2 separate regions of the Mus musculus genome follow, and region 2 is linked to region 1. The links are chromatin contacts, found by Hi-C or POLR2A ChIA-PET in ENCODE. All regions are on one chromosome and are shown on one strand. Each heading gives the region's core, a stretch centred on a gene start or an enhancer-like site at or near the end of the contact. The rest is flanking DNA. Distances are from core to core; before and after follow the strand shown. Region 1 overlaps Maml3 (mastermind like transcriptional coactivator 3). Region 2 overlaps Maml3 (mastermind like transcriptional coactivator 3).

Region 1 (6,982 bases), core at 1,965-4,464:
TGAACCAATTCCTCTCTCCTTCAAAACGTAAAACAAGAAAAAGTATTCTGAAGGCAGACTGACTATACAACTCCACGAAGTCTCAATTGAAGAAGCTCCTGTGTGGCGTGCGCATGCGCGCGCGTGCACGCATACACACTTTCTGGAACGTACATTGTCTTCTCAGAAGCATGGCTGATTGAGGAGGATCCAAGCTGGATTCTGGTTAGTTCAGATTTTAAGATAAGTGAGCTGTCTTGCTGTGTGACTCATTCGGTGCTGTTTTAAGCAGTTCCACAGCCTCAGAGAATAAACGGATGCCTAATCATCTCCTGCTTCCTGTCATGGTTGACGTCATTGTCACCGTCATTGTCTTCATCATGTTAAGTACCCCAAAGCACAGAAGTTGCCAGACAAAATATGTTACATAGGTATCGTCTTTGGTGTCTGGACGTCTGCTCTCTTTAAATAGATAACTCCCAAATGGGTCTAATTGAGACTCAGATATTGACTGATTGCCCCGTGGTAAGAAACAGATGGCATTACCCAGTAATCTGAAAGTCCAAATCCAATATCCCAAATGCTGAGAGTCTCCTGTGTGTAACAGGTGTCCACGGTGTGTCACTAGGTTCTGAGGCTAGACTGTGAGAGTGGACACAATCCGGAGGAGCTCCGTGCAATGACAGAGATGTGTCTTAGAGTTCCAGGAGCCAGGAAGAGCATCACCGAGCCCAGCATGCAGTTGGGGAGCTCTTGAGCAAAGCCGTGGGTTTAGCTGGGTGAAGTGGTACGAGGAATAACGGAGACTGAGCAGGGCATGGGAGATCCCTAGTGCAGCAGGAGATTGATGCAGGCAGGACTAAGCTTGGCGATACTGGAAGGGAACAGCTTTCAGATGCCACGCGGAAGGCCTTGGAACAAGTGGGGCATTAGTGTTAGCTCTCTCCTGGTGTTGGGCAAGAGACACAGAGGAGGGCTCGGGGCTGAGCTAAGGGGCTGTGCCCTCATCTCAGGGTGCTGGGAGCTGGATTTGAGAAATGTGAGTGAAATAAAATGCAAAAAGCTTTTGCTTTTAGAGATGGGAGATGAGGAGGGAATAGGAGCCCAGCCTGAAGGATTGGTGGACCATCAGTCTCTTTAGAAAGGTCTCTTTAGAAAGAACTCATGGTTTCCAGTTTGGGGTGTGCAGGTCTGTGGGGAGGCACTGAGATCCAAGACAGGCTCTTGCTATCACCCTGGATAACCCACAGTGGCAGAGTCATTGATTTTTGCTCTGTCAAGACAGGGGGAGCAGGAAATGCGTGGAGTGTGAAGTGGGAGGAGCTAAAGCTCTTCCCATGATTAAACTGAATCTGACGGAACCACCGCAGAAGGATGAACCCAAGGTCCGTACACTGTGAGGTCCTTTGAGGAAGAGGCAGGATCACAGGCGGAGGCAACTCTGAGATCCTTGGGTGTCAGCAGCCAAGCTGAAGAAAGGCTGCCCCCGTGTCGCAGTAGGAAGGGATTCATGCTGCTGATTGGACGGCTCTGTGTTCTTGGCTATCGGTGGCAGGCTGCCAAAGCTCCTCTAAGCTGTCACTCACGGCCGGGAGGGCCGGACTTGTGGAGCTTGCCTCTCCAGAAAGTCTTTTTGGCCTTGAGACAAAAGAAAAAGAGCAGCTTATCGCACACTTCAGGATCCAGAGAGCCAGGAATTAATGAGCTAAGACACTGACCGAGGAAGTGGGAGAAAGCAAGGAAGGAGAGGTTCAAATGGTGGTTCTGCTTAGACGATAATGATGGTGATGACGATGATTATAAATCCTTGCAAACAGACATGAAAAGGAGGAGAAAGTTAGACTCTCGGGATCCTTAGGAGCTTCATTTGGGGCCACCATTATCTGAGGAGCCAGTCTCTGTGCTCAGTTGTCCCCAGTGACAGAAAAGAGAAAGAAATCTAAGAGTTCCAGATTTATAGATTTTCTTAATAATAAGGATGACGGTAGATGAGGGAAGGACAAATGGGAGTCTGTGGCCAGCGTGGGCAGGCTGCCTCCTTGTTTTATTTTACTGGTGATTTTCCTTTGCTTTGCACAGATCAGATTTCCCGCTCTGGTATTCAACAAGGAGCACATAGCCCGAGGATAGCAATTAGCTCTCTCTGAGCCCACTCTCCTTTGCACAGCTCTCGCTGACGTGTGCAATTACTAGCACCCCGGCAGCTCTTTTCAGATCTCGGCTGTGCACAGTGGGAAGTCAGGCCCACCATCCCAGAGTCCTCTGCCCAGACTCCTCCTCACCTGGTGCACAGGGACCTTGCCTGCAAATAGAACTGACGTGCCGGGACGTCATCGGGCCTGGCAGAGCTCATTGGCAGAGAAGTTCAGAGTTTTATTTTCAACCTAGAGACAGGCGGAGATAGATCCAGCTAGAACAGGTCTCTTCCGGCTTAGGCCCTCCTCCTGTGGTTGCTGGAGTTGTGGAGGATGGAATGTCAGAGGGAGCGTGCTTCTTATAGCCTCCTGGCTCACAGACTGAAGTTGGCTCCCTACCCCTCCGGCTGGTCCGTCGTCACAGTAGTCCTACGGTGTCCTGCGGGAGCTGCCTTCCCACAGCTTTCTTCTCTGCTTCTTTTCTTTCTCTACCTTGTGTGGTCAGGGTGTGTGTGTGTGTGTGTGTGTGTGTGTATGTGTGTATTCCTCAGGTAGATCCACTTCCAAATGAAGACCCCCCCCCCACCCCCAGCTAAGTTAATTCACTTCAGCTATAAAGTTGCCTGGGTAGACAGGAATGGCTTAAAACTTTAGGAATAAAAACTATAATACAGTGCAGGAAATGTTGCCTTTGTGTGGGAGGCAGAGAAAACCAAACCCTAAGAGGCTGAGATCCACTTCCATTCACCCTTCAAGGGAGGGCATCTTTGCCAAACCTGACTCTCCACAGGAGGATTCATAAATGGTGGTTGTTGTTGTTGTTTTCTTTTCTGGTTCATCTCATACCTGGCTGTGCCTTTAAGGAATGTTTTGGGGGGAGGACAGGGCACGCTTTGAGACCTCCTTCTTATGTATCCCAGACTGGCCTGTAACTCAGGATCCTCCAGCCTCAGTCAGCCTAGTGAGGGGATCGAGGTGGCACTGTGCCAAGCCTACATGTCTTCTTTTAAAAGGCAGAGACTTGCTACCGACCTAAAATCCAAGAGACCACAAAAGCAAGCTCTGGTGTGCCCACTCAGGGCTAGCTGAGGAGGCTCCCAAGTTCCCAGGGATTTTAGGGCGGAACTAGCAAAGGGTTAAGTGCCCCTCCCCCAACCCCCATCCCGCCACTACCTGACTCCACCCCCCCCCCCTCGTTGCTTGAAAGAGCAGTGTGGCCTAAAATGAGGGTTCTCTGCTTTGGCTTCTGTCTCTCTTGCTTGTCCTGACTTAGTAATCGTTCATTGTGACCGGCTTCTGTACATTACCTTGCCTCCTGTCCACAATCGCTCCACAGCTAAATTTCTGTTGCTTTTTAATTATCGCCATCATTATTTGGAACCGACGCGATGTTTTAAGCGAGATGTTTCGTCTTCTCGGTTGCCCCAGTGAAGAGGCCCGAAAAGGACCACAGCCCAGCCGGAGTGGGCCTCCCCTTCGAGGAAGCCCCTCGGCCACTCCCACCCTGGTGGGTTGTTTGTGTCTCACCCCATCAGCCACTAGGTCTTAGTAGGCTCCTGTCCCCCAAGGGGGTTTCTCTTGTGCTGTATTCCTGGGCCTGGCCTCTGATTCCACACATTGAAACGCAAATGACAGCAGTAATTGGCTGAGAGATAAACCTCAAGGAGCGTGTGAGCCGGGCTGCGGGGAGTTAAGTGGCTAAGTGACAATTACCGTGCCGCAGCCTTGGGATCAGCAGCAGCCGGGCCGTTCTCGTACAGGGTTTTAAAGGAGCAATATCACATTAATTGGAGGCAGGCTTCTGGGTTAACAGGCCTTACCCGGCCTCCCAGCTTATTTTATTCTACTTTAGGGATGAGAGTGAGTGGGTGGAGAAAGGCAAGTTTGCCTAGTCTCTCCTCCCAGCTCCAGGCTCCATTCCCCTCTTGCCCCCAGGAGAGTTTGAGAGATTTGTGTCCTTGACTCTGGTAGGCAGATCAGATCTTTGGTTTCATTTGGAGATATAAAAGCTGTAAAAGTTGCTTTGCAGTAGGAGGTGACTGTGATAACTGTCAGTCATAAGGGTTTGGTGACCACAAAGGACCTCGACTCAGCCAGACCTGCCATCTTTCCCACCAGGCAGGCAATTAACCCTCTGATTTTTTTTTTTCCTTTTTCTTCTTTTCTATTAAGTTTCTATTCCAAAACTGAGTTTCCCGGTCAGATATAGCAATAAGCAGCAGAGGCGACACCTCCCTGCGGCTTGTAGCCCTTTCCAGTCAGAGTGAGAGAAATCAATAAAACTATGAATTCTCTCTTGCTTACTCAGTAGAAACCCTTACTGCAGAGAAAGGCGGGGTCCTTGTAGGGAGAGGAATCCAGTCTAGAATGAGCTGGGCTAGGCCTTCCTGCTCTTCTCAGAAAGGCCACTAAACCCTATCCTGGCCATAACCAACCATCAAGATGATTGGTTTAGACTTGAGATAAGCAGACTACACGAGGCACTGAGAGCCCTTTCCCTCTAGGTACTTGCTGTCTACTGCATTAGAACTCTGCAGGGCCCAACACTTTTTTAAAAACCTCTGTCTGGTAGGCTTGCTGTTTTTGTTGTGTGTTTCCTTCAGCCCACACAGCACAGCATGGTCTCGCTCCCCTTTTACTAAGTATTCCCTCTGGGTTATAGCTATGAATTAGTTTGTCTTACTTTAGGAGAGAGCCGGCCATTTCCAGAATAGGAACTGGTTTGCTTCAGGCCATGCTTCCACTACCAGAGGTAGAAAACACCAGGAAAACACCAGCGTTAACTGGAGGAGAATCTGGTATCTAACTAATGGAAGTTCACATCTTAAACTGTCAGATGCTGGAAGGCATTTAGACAACTCTTTAGTTCCCAGCCAGCCTGTCTGGAGTAGAGAGAGTAGTCTGGTTAGGAGCTGTGCCTGGCAGGCAGACAGTCTTCTTGGAGGGTACCTAGTGTAGACTTCTCCAGGATGTCACCAGGTCATGGTAGGGAAGCTGGCTTGTCACTGTTAGAAGGGTTTCAGTCTATCCTCTGAAGGAAGGCTAAGTGAGATTTCATGGCTTATGTAGCAGTCACCATGGCCTCTCCAAGAAGATGAATACATTATTTAAAGAAAGGCGTGTCCAAGGCTGTGGGGATGGCTCAGTCAGAAAAGAGCTTGCTGGATGTACATGCAATCCCCAGTTTGATCCGTAGAACCCTTGTGGAAGACGTAAATGGTGGCAAAGGCTGGGGGTCCCTGAGCTGGGGAAGCAGATCTTTTCTTTGAGTTCCAGAAAAATGAAGACCCAGTCTTCAAAAAACAGACAGATGGTGTCTGAGGGATAGTATTGGAGGTTCTCCTTTGATACATGTACAACACAAACATACACGCACGTGTACACCTGTTCACACGCATGCACAGGACTTTTAAAATGTTTCAGTACAGTGGCTTAGCTTTGTAGTAAAGGACTAGGCTGTCTAGGTTTAAATTCTGTCACTGCCACCTGCTAGTCGTTGGATTGCCTCAGCTGCCAAACAGGATAACAGTATTTCCTGGTGTAGGCTTATTTTGAGAACTAAATAGTTGGTTTTTCCCAGCACTTAGTAGGACTATTCAGATAATTTTTCCCAGCACTTAGTAGGACTATTCAGATAACCCCACTGCAGCATACAGTTCCATCCCTCAAATCTCTAGGAATCCCAATGTGCCCTCCCCCCGCCCCCATCATTTGTCTTGCGAATATAAACACACACCAGTTATCTGGATTATTCACTTAGCACAATGCATTTGAGTTTCTTACAGACTGTCCTGTGTGTTGGCAAATGCTTAACACTAATACTCATAAGTCAAATCTTAGAAGTGGATAAAAATCTTAAAAAAAAAAAAGGACAGAGTCAAAGATTCTTATTACCAGGGTGAGGGGACCGAGGGTGGAAGGTGAAGTGACTTGCCCAAGGTTGTGGAGCTAATTAAGAACGTGGGCTGAGCCGGGAATTCCCTGTGCTAAGAGTCCCCAGCCACACCTGCTAGATCACGCTGGGATTAAGGGCATGTTGTTGCTTGTCGCTGAGGGGCTTCACTCATTTTATAATTGTTACTGGGCAAACTGAGGCTTACTTGTGATAACACTTGAGAAGAATTAGTTTCTTTTGGGAGGTGTGTGGATTATGCTCATCTGCTAACACATTCCTTCTCGGTGGGCGCACATCTTCCCTGGAATCTGCCTTAGGTGGGAGATAACAGAGCTTCCGCTGAAGGCCCCACACTTGTTTTGCATTCTCCAACACTTCTTCTCCATAACTAATTGATGGGAACGTTCTTAGCTTTGCCATCTTTCCATGCGTTCCCTTCCGATGTCCCCATCGTGGATCATTCAAGTTGACAAGCTGGCGGGTCTGACTGTCCTACGACTGTTAGTTCCTTGGTTCCTGGATTAATGATTTATGCAGCATCACCCATGAAGGAACTGAACTATGGAAGATACGATGAAGATCCTCCATTAGTAACTTTACATTTACTAACTAGATGCCTTGAAATGGGCGCAGTGAAGCCTCTAACTTCGGCTCACATTTTAAATCTCTTTGGAGGAGACTGAGAATCTTGTTAAGCGCTAAGAAAACGTGACTCCCCAGAAACTATGGGCTAACACCCTAGAACGGTCCAGATAAAGAGCTACTGAAGAGGAACTCTCTGCCGTGAGAACCCACTGAAGCTTGGTCAGGAGGCTGCACAAAATGTCCAGGAGAGTGTCCAGGGGAGGGACCAGGCCAGCGATGCAGAGAGAAACTGGCAGCTCGGAAGATATTCGTCTGGGCAGAAGTGAAGCAGGTCCCTGGGCAGCAGGAACGGAATAAAGAGATGGTTTGGTCAGAGAAATACCCACTG
Region 2 (6,982 bases), core at 2,803-5,302, 43 kb before region 1:
CCTTATAACACTCACCCTACTTCTTCCATTTCACTAGCTTACATGGTGAGGGTTGTTGTGTTCACAGAATAACAACCTTTTCTCCTCACCAGGATCCTTGCACACCCAGTATCATAAACAGAGGGTCTTGGAGTTGAGGGCGGTACCTAGCCCAACCCTTCTGCCTCTTCCTTACCTACTTAATTAACTCCTTTTTCCCCTGGTGTGTGTCTTGTCATTTCTTTTGGTGTTTCTGGGTCTTTCTTGCACTGGAGTTCGTTTTCCTAAGGCTGTTTCTTAAGGGTGACTTTCACTACGCCCAAGGGCCCAAGGTACAGGGATGTCTTGCATTTGGTATGAAATACAACCTTGGTCTTTGTAGCAGAGTCCCCCGACCCAAGCGTTTTCAACATTAGTTATTTTAGAGCTGCTTGATTATAATAAGAACCATTTTCAAAGATGATTGAGAGCACAGCTTTGTTGTGATAAATATCTAACTTCCATCCCCTTTGAAAACATTTTCCTCCATTTTTACAGGTCCAGGAATGACCTGTTAAAAACGACCCCATTATAGGATTCTTTAAAAACAAACAAACAAACAAACAAACAAAACAAAAACAAACTTCGAACAAGTAGGTGCTTGAGAGATGTTTAATTTGTTATTACTTTTTAGAGGAAACTGTGTTTGAGGGTCAAGGCTAATCTTAAGAGAATTGACGCAGAGAAAGATCAGTAGGTCCAACTGGGCATCGGTGTTAACTTCTCTGCAAATGTATCTGATTAATGCCACTTTAACATATAGGTGGTTTTAGGGATATTGACTAAAATAAATGAGGTAAAGTAATCTCGGTTGTTTATTCTTGAGTGTAGGTTTCAGGTTTGAGTGGCAGAGGCTGGGCAGCTCCCCAGAAGGACCCATTCCCTTTCAGCCCTAATCTAACCCTGCGATCCCTCTTATCCTCTGCCTCTGTGGAGCAGAGAGGCTGGCGGTGGGAGTGGAGGCCTTAGCTAAGCTCCCAGGTGCTGTTTGTCTTCAATTAGCTCAGGCATTTCCTCACCCCAGGGTGATATGTGCAGATCTTTCTCTTCCAGTCACATGCAGTAGCCCTTTCCCCCCAGATTCTTAGATGTTGGGTAAACAGCTGCTTCTACAGAAGAGGCAACTTTCTCAGCTTGGAAGTTGTTATGGCTAAATGGTTGAAAATGTGTTGTGTCGTTTCACTAGGAATTTCTCAATGGTTTGCAGCTGCTATTGAAGTTTTTAAAAACAACGTTCCTCTTCTTTAATGGAGCATGGAGAAAATGATTTCGGAGTTGGGTTTTTGCGATGCCTCCTCAGAACTTGCCACGGGAAGGAATAATTGAGAAAGTTGTTGGTCGTCCCAGCACCTAAGCAGGAAGGATTTCTCACGCAGAAATCTATTTTTGGCCGATTTTATTTATCAGAATGGAATCTCTCTGTAGTCCACGGTGGCGCTGCTGGGAAGGTGGTTTTTGATGGTGACAAAAACAGGTCTTTTAGGTTGCAGGTCTGTTGGCACCCAGACTGTTGAAATCCAAGATGTGTGTTGCTTTTCCCGAGTTTGATCCCCTTCTTAGATTTGAGGGATCCCCTGATGAGGATCGTTCAGGGGCTTTTAGTAACTTTTAAATTCCTGGCTAAAATGGGAATTGGAACATTCTAGAATAGGTAACAGTAGCATAGTGATAGCTTGTATTTGTCAGAATCCTGCTTTGCCCCTCCCCTGGGGCTCGGTTGTCTGTATGAAGTGCTACACAGTTATCTGTCCTCTGGAGGGTCAAGGGATTGCAAACCTGAGACGTTTCTTGCCTCTCTCTTCCTGTAGGAGTTTCTGGGATTGGCTCCTGGGGTGGGGACTGCTATATAAGGGTGAGGAAAGGAGACTGGCTGTCTGTGGTTCTCCCTAGTACTTCTGTCATTCACTCAGTCTATCAGCAGAGATAGTGGATGCTCAGGATAATTATTTATGACCGTCTTTCCATCCAAAACGCGGCTCGTACTTCCCCTGTTTTCATCAACTTTGTGTAATCTATGAGTTTATGATACACTGAAGGGCAATAAATTTGGGAAGAGAGATAATTACCTCTGACAGACTTACAGAAATGAGGCCGCAAGAGGAAGCAGCTAGAGGATTGCCTAAGACAAGGCTGCAGTTACTCCACATGGGGAAAATGGTCCCCACAAGAGACTCTCCCATGTCAAGAGTCACAGCCCGGTGGGTCACACAGGTGACAAAATGAAGCAATGACTTCTGTGATTTTCTTCTTCCAAACAGACATTTTCCATAGTTTAACAAAATGGCCTTTTTAATTTTTAAAATGGGACTTTCCAGTGGAGGAACTCAAGGTGCTTGGTGCAGGAGGAGAACTGGCAAACCCTTATGGCTGTGCACTGCGTCCTTTAACTTCTCATAATTCTGAATTATTTTTGAGGAAACTATTTAACCTGACCTTAAAAATTAGTTTCCCTTTCCCAGTGGCAGCTCCTATAGTTGGGGTGGTGAACCTCAGGGGTATGAATGGGTCAATGTTCACTTGACTTTCCTGTCCCTCTCAGTGTGGGGCAAATGGTCTTAATCTCTATAAAGAAAGAGCCTCAGTGGTGTGGGTTACCCCACTGTTGTATTTAATTTTCTACTTTCTGGACTAATAAGAAAGTGTGGAATAAGTAAGAGATTGGGCTGGGAATATAGCTCAGGTGGCAGAGCGCCTGCTTAGCATGCAGGAAGCGCTGGTCCGGTTCTGAGCACTGTATGAAACCCGCCATATTGACATACATCTCTGGTTGGCGCTTAGGAGGTACAGGCGGAAGACCAGGATTATCACTGGCTATCTGTTGAGTTCCTGTCCCTCCTGGGATATATGAGACCCTGTTTCTAAAAGAAAATATGACAAAACAACACATGAGAAGGCTGAGAACTTAAGAGCTGTTTCTTCAGAGGACCCTGGTTTAAATCCCAGGACTGACATGATGGCTCACAATCTGTATGTAACTCCAGTTTTAGGGAGTCTGATGCTGTCTTCCGGCCTCGGGCACTGCATATACTTAGTGCATATACATACATTCAGGCAAGGCACTCACACATAAAATAAAATCTAAGAGACAGAGACAGACAGAGTGAGAAATAAGAGAGGGAGGAAGAGAAAGAGGGAGGGAGGGGAGAAGGGAGAGAGCACGAGACTCCTAAAGGCAAAGACTAGATGGTTGGGCATTCCACTGTCTTTAGTTTTTCTATGGTTTTTTCCTTGGTGAACCAAATCAAGCCCTTATCCACAGTGGGGATCGTCATGATCTTGGGGGAAGAGACAGAGAGGATCTAGCTGGAATATTCTGGGAGAGCATGCCTTATTGGGAGGGGCTTTTTGACGAGTTCTGCTGAGGAAGAAAATGACTGTCAGGTGTTTATAGGCGAACCAATCTGTCTTCGCCTTTGGCGGCTCTCAGCAGCAGGGTCTCCACACAGTGACTAGAGAATTCTTTGAAGTGGGTACTCCCAGAGAAGAAAGGGATGAGCCAAAAGGTTTGGGTCTCCCTATAAATTAAACCCAGCGTCAACAGGGATCAGAGCAAGAAACTTTAAGTGTCCAGTTTTCCCTTCTGTCCACACGGTCCCTTCCACTCCCTTCCTCCGTGCCCTGTGAATAAATAGCAAGTAGGTTTGGTGTTCATTACTCTTTTGCCGTGAAGACAAAGGTGACTCATCAGGCTAAATCGGAGATGGGGGGGTGGGGGGGTGGGGAGGATACCATTTTTCTCGCCGTGTACCAAGCTAGGTTACACGGAAGTGAATTCCCAGAAAAGTCGTAAAATAGTGAAGTAATCCTAAGACAGATACGGGGTCGACAGCTACAGGCACAGGCCCCTGAAGACAGGCCTCTGTGTTGTGGCGAGACAATACTGCTGACCATATGGTCTCATGGCAGGCCGGTTGTGGAAGTCAGTGGCTGCCTTTTGTTTGGGGAACTCTCTCAGCCATGGGTCTGTGGGAGCTCTCAGTGACTTCCTGTCTCCCTGGCAGGCATGCTCTTGGCCCCGGGCCAGGCTTGCTGTACTATTGCAGTCTCAGGCCAAGCCCAGCAGCTTGCATTTGGTAAGCAGTCATTGCTCCTGACTTTGGTCACTCAGCAAACCGTTTGTCCCACAAATACACACTAGGACCTTTTTTTACACGATATCTCCGTGGCAACTATTACAAAGAGAGCATTTTTTTTTTTTACGTACAACCTAATTAATTGATAAATGTATAGAATCCTGGATACTCAGTATTCCTGGTGAAAGTGAGAGTCGTTTGTATTTTTTCAGAGCCCTTTTCAAGTTGCTTCCCTACTCCTAAGGCTCAGCTAGCTAAGACTGGCTCGGATGCTAGAGGCAGGGCTCCTGCTACAAAAAAAGAGAGAGTCGCCATCTATCCAGTTTTTACATAGGGCTAAAACAGGCCCTATGCTTAGCCTGGGTCTATTTTTTGAATGTGTGAAGCCAGCATGTGTGTGTGCATAAAAAGGCTGATTAACTCCACTTTCCTCTGAAGCCTCTCCTCTGCCACTGTGCTGACTCTTCCCAAGACCAGGGTTTCTCCGTCTCCCTGAGTCCTGGATGTCTCTGATCACTGTTGGTTAGGGCCACCCACCCTGGCTCCTTTTCTTTGCTCCCCCAAATATGGAAATGATCCCCAAAAGAACACATGGCCCTGGGAAAGGTTCTTTCAAACACAGCAGAAGGCGAGACCCAGCGAGGCTCACACTCCAGGAGGGGAGGCTGTAGCCTGGGCTATTGTGCCCGTGAGGGAGAATATTTTTATTCCAGGAACTGCATGCATGGAGGAAATGGATACCACTCACACTTTGATTGAGGAACACCAAAAAGCTCCATGTTCTTGGTCTCTAGGAAGTCTTCGTCCTTCTCTCATATGTATGTATGTATCTGTGCTTGTCTGTGTGTGTGCATGTGGAGGCCAGAGGTGGGTGTTCGGTATCACCCTCCATTGCTTTCTTCTTCCATCTTGAGGCAGGAACGTCGCTACCACTGTCTAGCCAATCAGCCTGCTCCAGGAATCACCTGCCTCCACAGAGTGCTGGGACTACAAGTGGGCTGTTACATCCACTGAGCCTTTACATGGGCACTGGGGATTTGAACTCTGGTCCTTATACTTCTGTGGCAAGGGCTTTACCCCCTAAGCCATTTCCTAGCTCCTATGAAACCTTTTGGTGTAGAACACCTATGAAGGTTGATTTGGTTATGATGTTGGGATAAATCTATTTCTTTTCCTCATGAAGAAATGTCATTTCAAGGCCAATGCTGCTGTCTCTTGTATGAATGTATGTATGTATGTATGTCCTACTAATGACTAATCGGAGATTTTTATTTACACATTGGGCTGTGCTATGGGAATTGATATATTTTTGGCCTTGAAAAAAGTGTTTTTAAGTTCAAAGAATTACTCTGCTTGGAGACCTTCTGTGAGTTTGTACTCGCCATGTTAAGCAGGGGGTTAGGAACTGTTGTCCCATGCCCTGGAAGTGGTTCAGAATATTCTGAGGCAAGAGTGGGGTCCTGTGTTTTGTTGACTTGCTAATTAGTTTGTACCAGCAACTTGTGTGTGAGCTTCTCCTGGGTTCTGCACCCATACAAATTCCTTCCCTTGGGTCTCCTGGGTCAGTAGAACAAGCTGCATGCTTTCCTTCTGTATCCTGGCCCTCCTTGTTCTACTTCGACCTCTTGAGGATGAGGACCAAAGATGGGAAAAGGAAGAAGTGGGGGATAAATCAGGCAGTCAGAGGGGACAGATGGAAAAAGGTTGAAAAAAAAAAAAAGGGAAGATAGGTAAGAAATGACAAACGTTCTGAGTCCTAATTAATCAGGGGTATCATTTTCTATAGCTGAAGTATCCTGTTTCCTTGGACTTTCTAAGTATCTTTTTGTAACATGTAGTGTGTGTGTGTGTGTGTGTGTGTGTGCACATGCCATGGAGTGCATGTAGAGGTTACATCACCATGTGTATTTTGGGACTCAGGTTGTCATGCTTGGTAGCCTGACCGTCATGCGTGTCCTCACTGTCCAGCCCACCCATAAGTTTGTAAATATCTTTACAGTCATTTTATATTTTCAGAGTGCTAGCAGATATTCTAGCTATGCAGTGCATTTGGGAGACAAATATAGCAAGACCCTGCTCACTTTCCAAGGGACCAAATAAGCAAGTAGCCAAACAGCACTGGGGCTCTACGTTCTGTCCGTAGTTTCACCGCTCCAGTTTGGGAAGAAGAAATCAGAATCTTGAAATCGAACCATGCTGTTTTTATAAACTCTTAAGAAATAGGATCTTGGCAGGCAGTGGTGGCGCACATCTTTAACCCCAGCACTTGGGAGGCAGAGGCAGGCGGATTTCTGAGTTCGAGGCCAGCCTGGTCTACAAAGTGAGTTCCAGGACAGCCAGGGCTATACAGAGAAAGCCTGTCTTGAAAAACCAAAAAACCAAAAAAAAAAAAAAAGAAAAAAAGAAAAGAAATAGGATCTTTGGGGATTCTGAGGACAGTTGAATTCTGTGTGTGTGTGTGTGTGTGTGTGTGTATACCCTTGTGCCCTAATGAGATTTGTATTGTAATTATTGAATACCTAGAGGACTCTTGGAGTTGAATTGTGGGAATTCTTTGCATTATAGCTGGCAGGCACCACAACCCATCACTTTGTGGTCCTCTCGTTGTTGTCCCAAGCAGTCACAAAATGCCCTGTGATTCAATCATAACTATCATCTGGGGAGTGTGTAGAGTTATATAGCATGTAGTTATCATCCTAAGGTATCAAGGACGTCAAGCCAGTGCGAGAGGTTAGAGGTTCATGTTCATTACCTTGTGATTGACAGCACAAGTTCCTTTGGGCAGCGTTACCACTTGAATACGAGAATGAGACTTAGGGCTGGACAAAGTTTATCTACTAATTTTTAAGTTATATAGATTTTTGTTATTTTTGAGTCAGGATCTCTTCCTA

The links. A loop is a pair of places that touch in the nucleus more often than their neighbours do. ChIA-PET counts read pairs that join two places held with the same protein, here RNA polymerase II (POLR2A).
Region 2: a loop to region 1 is called in a map of heart, with 6 times the contacts of the local background. The contact joins two enhancer-like sites. A Hi-C loop is called at or near these places in 9 of 37 maps with a recorded cell type or tissue (T-helper 17 cell, gastrocnemius, heart and 1 more). POLR2A ChIA-PET finds 5 or more read pairs at or near these places in 1 of 5 experiments (Patski).

What each region holds. Positions count from the first base shown.
Region 1 is chr3:52,041,608-52,048,589 of GRCm38, reverse strand. The region is part of intron 1 of Maml3 (mastermind like transcriptional coactivator 3); the gene reads left to right. Among named protein-coding and RNA genes, the nearest start is that of Maml3, 60 kb to the left of the region's middle. Within about 2 kb of position 3,214, at least 1 of the 3 ENCODE cell types and tissues checked has a DNase peak (open chromatin) inside an H3K27ac peak, as active enhancers do; it is heart, where a contact is called at or near this core.
Region 2 is chr3:52,085,586-52,092,567 of GRCm38, reverse strand. All of the region lies in intron 1 of Maml3 (mastermind like transcriptional coactivator 3), which reads left to right. Among named protein-coding and RNA genes, the nearest start is that of Maml3, 16 kb to the left of the region's middle. Within about 2 kb of position 4,052, at least 1 of the 3 ENCODE cell types and tissues checked has a DNase peak (open chromatin) inside an H3K27ac peak, as active enhancers do; it is heart, where a contact is called at or near this core.